2 separate regions of the Homo sapiens genome follow, and region 1 is linked to region 2. Evidence: chromatin loops called from intact Hi-C (ENCODE). Cell type or tissue: HCT116. All regions are shown on one strand. Links, peaks and the distances in the headings refer to the core of each region. The heading gives the core; the rest is flanking DNA.

Region 1 (5,376 bases), core at 198-5,197, 71 kb before region 2:
TTCTGCAAAACTAATCACCCAAGGAAACAAACACACCACAAAGAAGTAATTAGGAAGCCTGTGAAATTAGACCTGGTGGGTGGGGGTCCCTGCTGGGAAGGGCCACAGAAGTGACACATAACAGGTCATCTGTTGTTAAACCTGGGAGACAGACCCAAGCTCCGGCCCAGTCTAATTACATCAAACAAGGTGCTATTTGTATTCATTTCTGAAAGACAAACTAAGTTGAGAGTGAAGTATCTTTGTGATATATTCCAGGAGACGGGATGCTGAGGATGCTGGATGTGGGCAAGGACCAAGCTGTGGTCACACCGCTTTCGAGGTCACAGGCAGGCCTGTTTAACACCATAATGAATTCAGGAAGGAATGAAATGAGGCAAAAGGCCTACGCTATGACTGGATGAGCACTGCCTCAAATGTCCCCCAAAGGTGGGGGTTGCAGAGCACAGGAAGCCAAGGGGTGGGGCATGTCTGTGGTTAAACATCTTCCAATTCCCAGCTCTGCCCAGGTAATTCCCTTTCCTTCAGACCTTCTGGTTTTATTTAGTTGGCTGGTTTTACATTACTGTGCTCAGCTGAAGCTTTTGCTAATCTATTCACATTCCCAACACAAGATAAATCCTGCATATTTTTAAAAATGTGTTTAAGACTATAGGCTTATTTCTACCCAGATTATTAAAAAGTCCCTCTCATGATGCTGGTTTGCAGGAGCTCTCTAATCAGGCGCGCTACCTGCTTTCCATCCTGCCTTTTGGGATTTGAGGTGAGGCTCACCCTACCAACCCCACATAGCTCAGAGGGTGCAGCCGTGTGTGCTCTAGAACATTCTGGTTAGGGGTAGGTTAAAGCAGCATTATCATGTCTTTTGGAGCCCACTGGGCTACATTCTAGTCTTGGTTTCTTCTTGGGTGAGCCCATTAGGTCAAAATTTATTTCTAAAGTAAGAGAACAGAACTGGGTACCTTTTAAGCTGCTTCTGGCTTCTGTAATCATGCGAGGATTACAGAAGTACTTAGAAAAACTTTGCATAGTAATACTTTAAGAAGTACAGGACTGGAAGGGCCCTGAGAATCATCTAGTTTCTTTCCCCAGATGGATTTAAATTCTCAAGTTACATAAAGAACTCATCACATTTGAAGGTAACTGGGGAGAGAAATGAATGAGCATTTGTTGAGCATTGGCCATGGGGCAGGCTACTGGGATTCGTAGAACAACACTGCAGGAGGCCGGTTACTCTTGTGGGTGATGGCAGGGAACTTGGGCTTGGAGTTTCACAGGTTGTGGAGCTGGTGAGTGGCAGTGCCTGGATTTGCACCCAGCCTTGTGGACTTCTAGAGTCAGAGCTCTTCACTCTGGTCTACACAACTGCTTTATTATAATTATTTTTGGAGACGGAGTCTCTCTCAGTCACCCAGGCTGGAGTGCAGTGACTCAATCTCAGCTCACTGCAGCCTCCGCCTCCCGGGTTTTAGTGATTCTCCTGCCTCAGCCTCCCAAGTAGCTGGGATTAGAGGGGCCTGCCACCACACCTGGCTAACTTGTATTTTTAGTAGAGATGGGGTTTCACCATGTTGGCCAGCCTGGTCTTGAACTCCTGACGTCAGGTGATTCACCTGCCTCAGCCTCCCAAAGTGCTGGGATTACAGGTGTGAGCCACTGCACCTGGCTCACGCAACCACTTTAAAAAAAGACTAATTTAAATACTTCTCAGTACCAAGAACCCAAGGGTAAAAAAGAGTCATTTGACTGACGATGAAGTGAGGCAAGTTTGAGACTGAGTGTCCCCTTGTACAGATGTAGCTGCTGAGGCATGGAAGCATTAGGATGTGTCCCCGACCGTGGATATGTCAGTGCAGCATCAGGGCTAAGACTCTGGGTGTTCTCTCCTTGACTTACCTCTTTCCACCTAGCTTAGAAGGGTCTTGTCGAGAGAGTCTGATGTGCAGGTGAGATTATGTCTCCAAGTCTAAGACATGGTGGGCCATGTGTGACTGCCAGTTGCCTCTTCTGCACGTGCGTTCTGAGCGTGATCTCACCTGTAAAATGTCCGTAATCCTGGGTACCCCAAGGTGCAGTTGTGAGGCTGCATGGGCTGACGCGTAGGACAGAGAGGGGCTCATTAAATGTTGTTTTCCTCCCTTCCAAATGAGCTGGATTTGGAGGGAAGCAGACTTCCCGAGAATCAGCGGCTTGTCTGTAAGGTAAAGTTATTACGACTGGAAACTGGACACACTAATTTTTTCGTTTGTGTTTGAACTTGGATGGCCTTCACATGGCTGCATTCTGTGTGTCTAGGCTGCGGTCCCTGACTGGGCATTTGCCAAATACAAAGTGATTTTCAAACTAAGTCAACCCCATTGCAATGTGTACTTCAAGGCAACATTTGAAGAAGGTATTGGTTTCAAAAACAAAACAAATCTACACACAAGAGACATACATACGTGTCCTCACTGGACTGTGTAACGTCGCTGACCTGTGAGATAGGACAGCTCTTTCCTGTTCATACTGGCATCCCCATCTCTTTTGACATACCGCAGTGGTAATTGTTTACTGTTATGAATAAACGTTAATAGGCATTTTTCACATTGACAAAAGCGTTTTCTTCAATATATAACAGCTACTGAAAAAGAACAATTAAAATATTTCAATATCACTCCTTGCTTTGAGTCATCCTTGGTGAGATGTAGTTTATCTAAGCAGTCACAAGAGTCATGCAGGGTCCATGACCCAGATGAGGCCTTGCGCACTCAAGACCTCTTGTATTGAGTAAAGTGTCGCCAGCTGCACGCAGCTATGCCCAGAACTCCTCCCAGGTGCGGTAAAGACGGTGCAGGAATCGCCCTTCGCCTGTGTGTCCAGCAGAGGGCAGTAGCGTCCCAGTTTTCCTTTCTGACACGTTTGCTTTTGCATGCTGCGGTTGCATAGCGTTCTGAGGCTCTTGGGTGGCTGACACATAATTGCAGACATTAAGCGTTTCTTAGGAGAGGCATAAAATGTATTGTGAGGGCAGTGAAATCCTTTGTCAAAACTTCTCTGAAGATCTGACCCCATACCGTGACAGTGCAAGGCTTGAACGTATGCCTGTCACTCACCAGCTTGTAGTCTCTTGCGTCCTGTGAACCTCATTGGCCAAATGTTTTTGTGTTGCTTTATTTTGTTCAAGTAACGACAGCACTCTCTGTGATTGTGTTAGGATACAATTTTACCCAACTGTCAATAAATGAATTTTGTCATTTTCATATCAAGTACTTCTGAGATTCCATATTCCCTTGAGCAGCAGAGTATTGGGACTTGATAAGAAGGAAGGAGGTATATGTCCTCTCTTTCCGCCTCTCCAATCATCCTCCTCTCTCTAGATTTTTCCTGGGAGCTGTCTGGCCGTTTGGCTTAAGTGGAAACCACGGATAATTTTCTTTCTTTTAAGAGAAATTAGTTCTCGAAAGGCAGAAAGAAAAATAGAGAATTTTGGTGAAAGCCTTTGGTGAATTCTCTTTGTGTTCTAGGTCAGCCCTGGATCTGGGTGGATGGAAATGCTGTATGTCACTTATCAAAGAGGTTGCTGCTTTATACGGGCCACAAAAACTCTTTATATGGGCAAACTGTAATAAAATGCTATGGGCATAGTAGTTCAGAACCACTAATGCTTATATCTCTTTGGGAAAAGTCATGAAAAATATTGGGAGATGAAAGCAGGGTGTGGTGGACCCCATTTAGTTTGTGCTCTAAGCCCCCTGCTGTTTGTGGTCCGTGCTGGAGCTGACCAGTGGGCAGTCACATTGCAGACCACATCAAATTTTTTTTTAAGTAAAGGGAGAAAAAAATACAATGGACAAAATATATATCCATAGCTTGGAAATGCTTGGAATAACCTGCTGTGCATGGTGGCCCCAACTTAGTGATGCAGTGGCTCTGGGACATCAGAAAGCCCTTGGAGGTCAAGGTTCAGAATTGTGTTCCTCTTGGAGAGTTCTCAGAACAGAAGCTCCTCAGAGTTGGCCATTTTGTTGTCCTTGTAGAGAAAGTGCCAGCACTTAGATCATAGTGAGTCTTCAGTATACGATTGTTGAGAGCATGAATGAATGAATGAATGAAGCACATAGTCATGTTTTAAAAATTAGGACCGTATCAACTGAAGATTATTTTTATTAGATACATATAATCCATATTTTCCCATTAAAAACTGAAATTTTTATTAAAAAATGTATTTTATTCTATTTATTATTTGTACTACTCTTTAAGAAATTATGTGGGTATGGTGACTCATGTCTGTAATCCCAACATTTTGGGAGGCAGAGGTGGAAGAATCACTTGAGGCAAGATATTCGAGACCAGCCTGGGAAACAGTGAGAAAGCCTCTCTAGAAAAAACTTTACAAATTTTCCAGGCATGGTGGCACATGCCTGGAGTCTCACCTACAGGGGAGGCTGAGGCAGGAGGATGGCTTGAGCACAGGAGGACGAGGCTGCAGTGAGTCATGGTTGCAGGACTGCTCTGTATCTTGGGCAACAGAGTGAGACCCTGTCTCCAGAAAAAGAAGACAGAGAGAAAACTGAACTCAAATCTTTATAAAATGGGTGTATTATACTACAAGTTTAGATACAATATACATGTCTAATCATTTCCTAGCATGCTAGGTATAGCGAGGTAAACAAAGAAACTGGGAGACAGAGTCCTTGCCCTTGAATTGTGCAATGTAATGGGGAGATGATGCCAGCCCACGTGAAAGTCCTAAGAAGGGGTAAGATGGCGTATTACTCAGGCTAGAGTTCTCCTTGGACGCTGAAGTAGAGCTTGCCTATGCCTGTTGGAACACCTGTCATACTCTGGAAATTATTTACCTGGGTATCCTGTCTTGCCTGTTAGAGGAATAAGCTATTGAGAAGCAGGGAGCCTGTCTTACATATGTGAACAGCCTTCACCGGGCCTGGGCAATAGTCGCAAGGCAGTAAATACTGGCTGAGTAAAGGAGCAGAGGCCAAGTGCTGGAGATGAGCCTGGCATTTGCCTGTAGGTGTAGGGTGGAGAGGAGATGTGGCTTGGTAAGAAATCCTGCTGACTGGAGAAGGGAGTTGGTGTGGAGAGTAGCAGAAGTGAGTGTGTGGCAGCTGATGGGTGTTGCCATCAAGGTAATCAGGGAGGAGCCTGGATGAGATGTGGCAGCAACAGGGAGCCGTGTGAGGAGGAGCACGGCACAAAGGCAGTGTTCCAGGTGATGAGCTTGGCTGTGATGCAGTGTGAGTTGCCGGGGGTGACGGAAACTGAACAGAACTGCAAAGCAATAGAATTTGACAATACAAATGCTTCTAAATCAGCTATTTTTTAACCTAAAATGATGGATATACATGAATAATTTATTGGTCCACATGGTTTCATAGA
Region 2 (5,376 bases), core at 139-5,138:
CCTCCATGTCATTTTCCACAATGGCTGTAGTAATTTACATTTCCATTACGCATAAGAGTTCCCTTTCCTCTGCATCCTCTCCAACATTTATTTTTCATCTTTTCGATGATAGCCATTCCAACAGGGGTGAGGTGATAACTCATTGTGGTTTTTATTTGCATTTCTCTAATAATTAGAGATGCTGAGCATTTTTTCATGTACCAACTAGCTACTTGTAAATCTTCTTTTGAGGACTTTGGGTCCTTTGCCCATTTTAACATCATCTAATTATTTGTTTTCTTGCTATTGGGTTGAGTTTCTTTTATATTTTGGACATTAGCTGCTTACTTGATGTATGATTTGCAAATATTTTACTCCATTTTGTGGGCTGTCTCTTCTCTCTGCTGATTGTTTCCATTGCTGTGCAGAAGCTTTTGAGTTTGATGCCATTTTATTTGTGTGTTTTTGCTTTTATTGCCTGTGCTTTCAGGGTCTTATCCAAAAAAAATTATTGTCCACACCAACGTTATAGAACTTTCCCTTATGTTTTCTTCTAGTCATTTTAGAATTTCAGTTTTTATATTTAAGTCTTTTATCCATTTTTTAAATTTTATTTATTTATTTAGAGACAGGGTCTCACTCTGCCACCCAGGCTGGAGTGCAGTGGTGTGATCTTGGCTCACTGCAACCTCCGCCTCCTGGGTTCAAGTGATTCTCGTGGCTCAGCCTCCTGAGTAGCTCGGATTATAAGCACCTGCCACCAGCCTGGCTAAGTTTTGTATTTTTAGTAGAGATGGGGTTTCACCATGTTGCCCAGGCTGGTCTCAAACTCCTGACCTCAGGTGATGTACCTGTCTCAGCCTTCCAAAGTGCTGGGATTACAGGCATGAGCCACCATGCCAGGCCAAATCTTTTATCCATTTTAAGTGGATTTTTGTGTATGTCATAAGATAAGGGTCTAATTTCATTATTTCACATGTGGATATGCAGTTTTTCCAACATCATTTGTTGGAGAGACTCTCCTTTCCCCATTGTGTGTTCTTGGCACCCTCATCAAAAATCAGTTGACCATAAATGTGGGGGATTATTTCTGTGTGTTCCATTCTGTTCCATTGATTGATTTGTCTGTTTTTTATGCCAGTTCTAGGGTGTACTAATTGCAACTGCTAAAAGAGTTTAAAATGAGGGAGTGTGATGCCTCCAGCTGTGTTCTTTTCCTTCATGATTGTTTTGGCTATTTAAGGTCTTTTGTAGTTCCATGTGAATTTAAGGATTGTGTTTTCTATTTCTGTAAAAAATGACATTGAATATTTGATAAGGGCTGGACTGAATCTATAGAACATTGGGTAGTTTGTACATTTTCACAACATTATTTCTTCTACCCATAAACATGGAAAATATTTCTATTTATTTGTGTTTTCATCATTTTCTTTCATCAGCATTTTATAGTTTTCAGTATGCAGGTCTTTTACGTCCTGGGTTAAATTAATACCTAAGTATTTATTTATTTTGTTGCTATTGTAAATGGGATTTTTTTTTGAAATTTACTTTTTAAATATTTGTTATTAGTATATAGAACGCTATTGATTTTTGTACGTTGATTTTATATCCTGAAACCTTAATTTGTTTATATGTCCTAACAGTTTTTTTGTGGAGCCATTAGGGTGTTCTATATAAAAGATCAATTTGTCCGCAAATAGAGACATTTCACTTCTTCCCTCAATTAGAATGCCTTTTGTTTCTTTCTCTTGCTAAGACTTCTAGTGCTATGTTGAGTAGGAGTGGTGAGAGTGGGCATCCTTCTCCCTGATCCTAGGAGAAACGCTTTCGACTTTCCACCATTGAGAATGACGTTAGCTATGGGTGTGGCATGGGCGTCTCTCCTGTGCTGAGGCAGCTCCCTCTATGCTGGATTTGCGAGGGTTTGCTATTACGAAGGGCGTTGAAGCACGCTGGGGGCTGAGCCTGGAGCACCTGTGGGGGTGCTTCCTGTGGCGTGGTGCCTCTGGCTAGTTTCTCTGATGTGGCACCTCCATGGGCCAGGCCCGATCTGTGCCCTGTTTGCTGTGAGCCCCACCTGTTTTTGTTTCTAACTGGCCCTGTGGGCACTCCCAATGTTTCCCGTGGGACAAGACAGGTGTGAGCTCCTGCAAAGTGGCCCAGAATGGTGGGGATGTGTTTCCCATGGGACAAGACAGGCGTGAGCTCCTGCAAAGGGGCCCAGAATGGCGGGGAAGCGTTTCCTGTGGGACAAGACAGGCGTGAGCTCCTGCAAAGGGGCCCAGAATGGCGGGGAAGCGTTTCCCGTGGGACAAGACAGGCGTGAGCTCCTGCAATGGGGCCCAGAATGGCGGGGGAGCGTTTCCCGTGGGACAAGACAGGCGTGAGCTCCTGCAAAGGGGCCCAGAATCGTGGGGAAGCGTTTCCTGTGGGACAAGACAGGCGTGAGCTCCTGCAAAGGGGCCCAGAATGGTGGGGAAGCAGAACTTCTGCCTCCAACTCACTTTCTCACCGTGCAACTGCGGATCCAGAGGAATCTCTGCATGTGAGGCTCTGCCAGGTTGGGGAGGAGTGTGCGCTCAACATCTCTCTCCACTTTTTACCATTGCAACAGCTTTTCTTAGCTCTGGGGTCCAGGAGTGTGTCTCAGCCTTAGTCCTGAATTCTGGGACATGCACGATGGTATTCTTGCCTGTGGAGAGCTGCTAGTTGAATTTCTGTGGTGGTGAGTGATGTCAGTGAAGTCCCATTCTGGTTTCTCTCTGATGTCACACTGAGAGCACAGTTTTGGTGAGAAGATTATCTTTGTGTAAAAGCAAAGAAGAGAGGAAAGAACCTGCGTTTCTCCTCTGCACTATCCGCTGCGTTTTTCTGTAGAATTGGGTGTGCCATTTGCAAGAGCTGTGTGTGTGCAGCAGAGCAGGCAGCCAACCAATCCTTGCGGTTCAGTGTGAGTTGGGAGGGAGAAAGCGCAAACCACTAAGTGTAGACAACACGCAGGGAGTTCATTTGGGAAGTTTAGCGAGTGGTGTCCAAAGCAGAGTTGCTCCCTCAGCACTATGGGCAGTTTGGGCCACACAATTCTTTGTTGTTGGGGAGAGAAGGCTGTCCTGTGCCTTGTAGGAGGTTTGGCAGCATCCCTGGCCTGGACACCCCATGACAGTGGCAACCCCTCCCCTAGCGGTGACAAACATAAAGGTCTCTAGATGTTGCTAAATGTCCTCTGGTGGGGGTGGGAAGGGCATTGCCCTGTGTGAGGACCGCTGGTAGAGACTGTTGCAGGGTTCAGAAAAGAGATTTTTGTTTTTCAGTTGGGACATACATGATCAGTCTTGGGGAAGGAAGCAGAAGCAATGGTGGAATAGGACAAAGATAAAGGAAAGAGGTGGAAAGTGATGAACACAGACCGCGATGACCCGGTGTGGGGTGATATGGGCGAGGACAGCATCCAGCGAAGAGGTCCTGGCTCCTGACTGCAATTTGGTGGCTCTACTGTACCCTGTGCAACGGGTATAGGTTGGTGCTTATTTTCTCTCCATGTGGTCAGAAGTCTCATCTTCAAAGTGCTTAAGCTGTAGCCCTTGCCCTGTCACCTCTGGTTATTGCTGGGACCTGGGTCACACTCCTGGTTCATCTGCTGGCCCCAGGCCGGGTGAGGCTCCCATGTGCCTGCTGGCCTGAGAAAGGCTTATGTGAGTCACGGGCTACTAGGGGCAGAGAGAAGGGAACAGGATGGAGAAATTAAGTGAGGAATAAGATTGTAGAAAGCCAGGAAGAAGCCGAAAGGGGACTTGGCTCTGGCAGCATTTTGTTTTGCATCAGTCTGTGCTGGAATAAGCTGTCGAAAGGTTGTCTACCCATTGCCCCCTGGTACCTTGTGCTGTGCTCATTGTTGGCAAAACACTTGAATGATTGTGGCCTAAATGTGCAGTGATAAAAGACAGAACATAGCTTTGTTATTTTTCTAACCAGAATAGGAGAGTGGCTTTTGGAATCAAGATTTAAAATTCAGCCTTATCCTCATGATTTGCTTGTGTTTTGGCTTGTATTTTGGCTTGTGCTTGAAATGACAAGAAGGATCAAGGGTTTAAATGTGATCTTGAGAAGACATGAGAGAGAGAATTGATATTTTCCTATCTAATATTTATATTACTTTCCTGTATAGAGTAGGCTAAGGATTTTATTTGGACGCTAATTGTATGTAATTCCTATAGCAGTTATTTTGATTAAGCCAACTAGATTTACCTCTAATTATTCATTTTAAGCCCTAGATTTAAAGATAACTTTTTATTCTCTGTAAACAACCTAAAAGTTGCCTTAGATTTATTTCATAATATGTAAAAATGCTGAAAAAGGGCTAGTTTGGCTGGAGAGACATTTTAATTTTTCCCTTTAATTTTAAATGACAATAGTGTGTGTATAGGAGCTGCGTTTCCTACCGAATATTCACCTGGTGTGGAGACTGAATAACATGCCACTCTAAGGGTTAATAAAAGCATTAAATAACTTGCATCTGGGAAACATCAATTGAATAGATAATTGCTTCTTTGTGTTTCTGCTTAGTAGTGGCTGGACATGTAAAGTTTCTATACCACAAAATGAAAACAGATGAGCAAACAAGAGGCCCGGGGTCACATAACCGATGCGTGCTCAAAGCTCGAAGCAGCGTCAATCAAACCTGGAGGGTACCATGTCGAGAGATGGTATCTTTCCATTAATCAGGAATTGGTACCCGGGTGATAGACGGCCTCTGTAATGAAAACCTCAGTTAGCAAACAGCCAGAAGAGAGAGAAAATAATCCAACCAGCCAAATAATCAAAGAACACATGAGGTGTCTGTAGGGAGATTTCCACAGTGGGAAACCCATAGAAAAAGTTCTGTCTCTCACTCTTGTTTTTGTTTTTTGGTTTTGGATACAATTTCATTTAAGTAGAAAGATCATCCATGATTTTCTCAATCTTCCTTATGTCTTTTATGCACTATACTTGCCAAAGTAGCATAGACAGAAAAAAAGCAGGAATCCTATGGATTTCCACCCTTAGTCCTTCAACTAACTTTAAAATAACTTTTAATTTTCTTATTCAGGTCTACATTCTAAGTCACACTCCCCTCCCACATGTCTTTGCCTGCTATTTTACTTCATTAATATTTACCAGCTTTTCTGAATTTAGACACCTAATTTTGTATTTTCATGTATTTCTCTGCATATCCTTCAGATCCTTATTTTCCTCAATATTCATGTAAAATATATAAACTATAATTTCTGTGTTCTTTTAAGAGATAGCAAGTACCTAAACAAAGGGGTGTTCTCCCGTGATTTTTTTAACTCAGCATTTTTTGCCAGAAATGGTCATTTGGGATTTATTCCCACGCCCTTGTGTTTTTCCCTCCCCCTC

Evidence for each region. Hi-C counts contacts between places; a loop is a spot of excess contacts. Peaks named below come from ENCODE experiments on the same cell type or tissue, not always from the same donor. Only the 100,000 strongest peaks of a DNase experiment are listed, where the experiment ranks them.
Region 1: a loop joins it to region 2, with 6 times the contacts of the local background. A loop is called at or near these places in 1 of 110 quality-filtered maps.

The regions. Positions count from the first base shown.
Region 1 is chr4:189,790,691-189,796,066 of GRCh38, reverse strand. The region is part of intron 3 of FRG1-DT (FRG1 divergent transcript); the gene reads left to right. Among named protein-coding and RNA genes, the nearest start is that of LINC01596, 88 kb to the left of the region's middle. In HCT116, for the core only: a CTCF peak has its summit at 2,848 (motif pointing right); a DNase peak (open chromatin) is centred at 2,886.
Region 2 is chr4:189,719,325-189,724,700 of GRCh38, reverse strand. LOC105377616 (a long non-coding RNA gene) reads left to right here and starts at 1,543. Exons shown (of 2, transcript XR_007058515.1): 1 at 1,543-5,376. In HCT116, for the core only: a CTCF peak has its summit at 3,149; a DNase peak (open chromatin) is centred at 2,170; H3K4me3 peaks cover 2,735 bases; H3K27ac peaks cover 2,027 bases.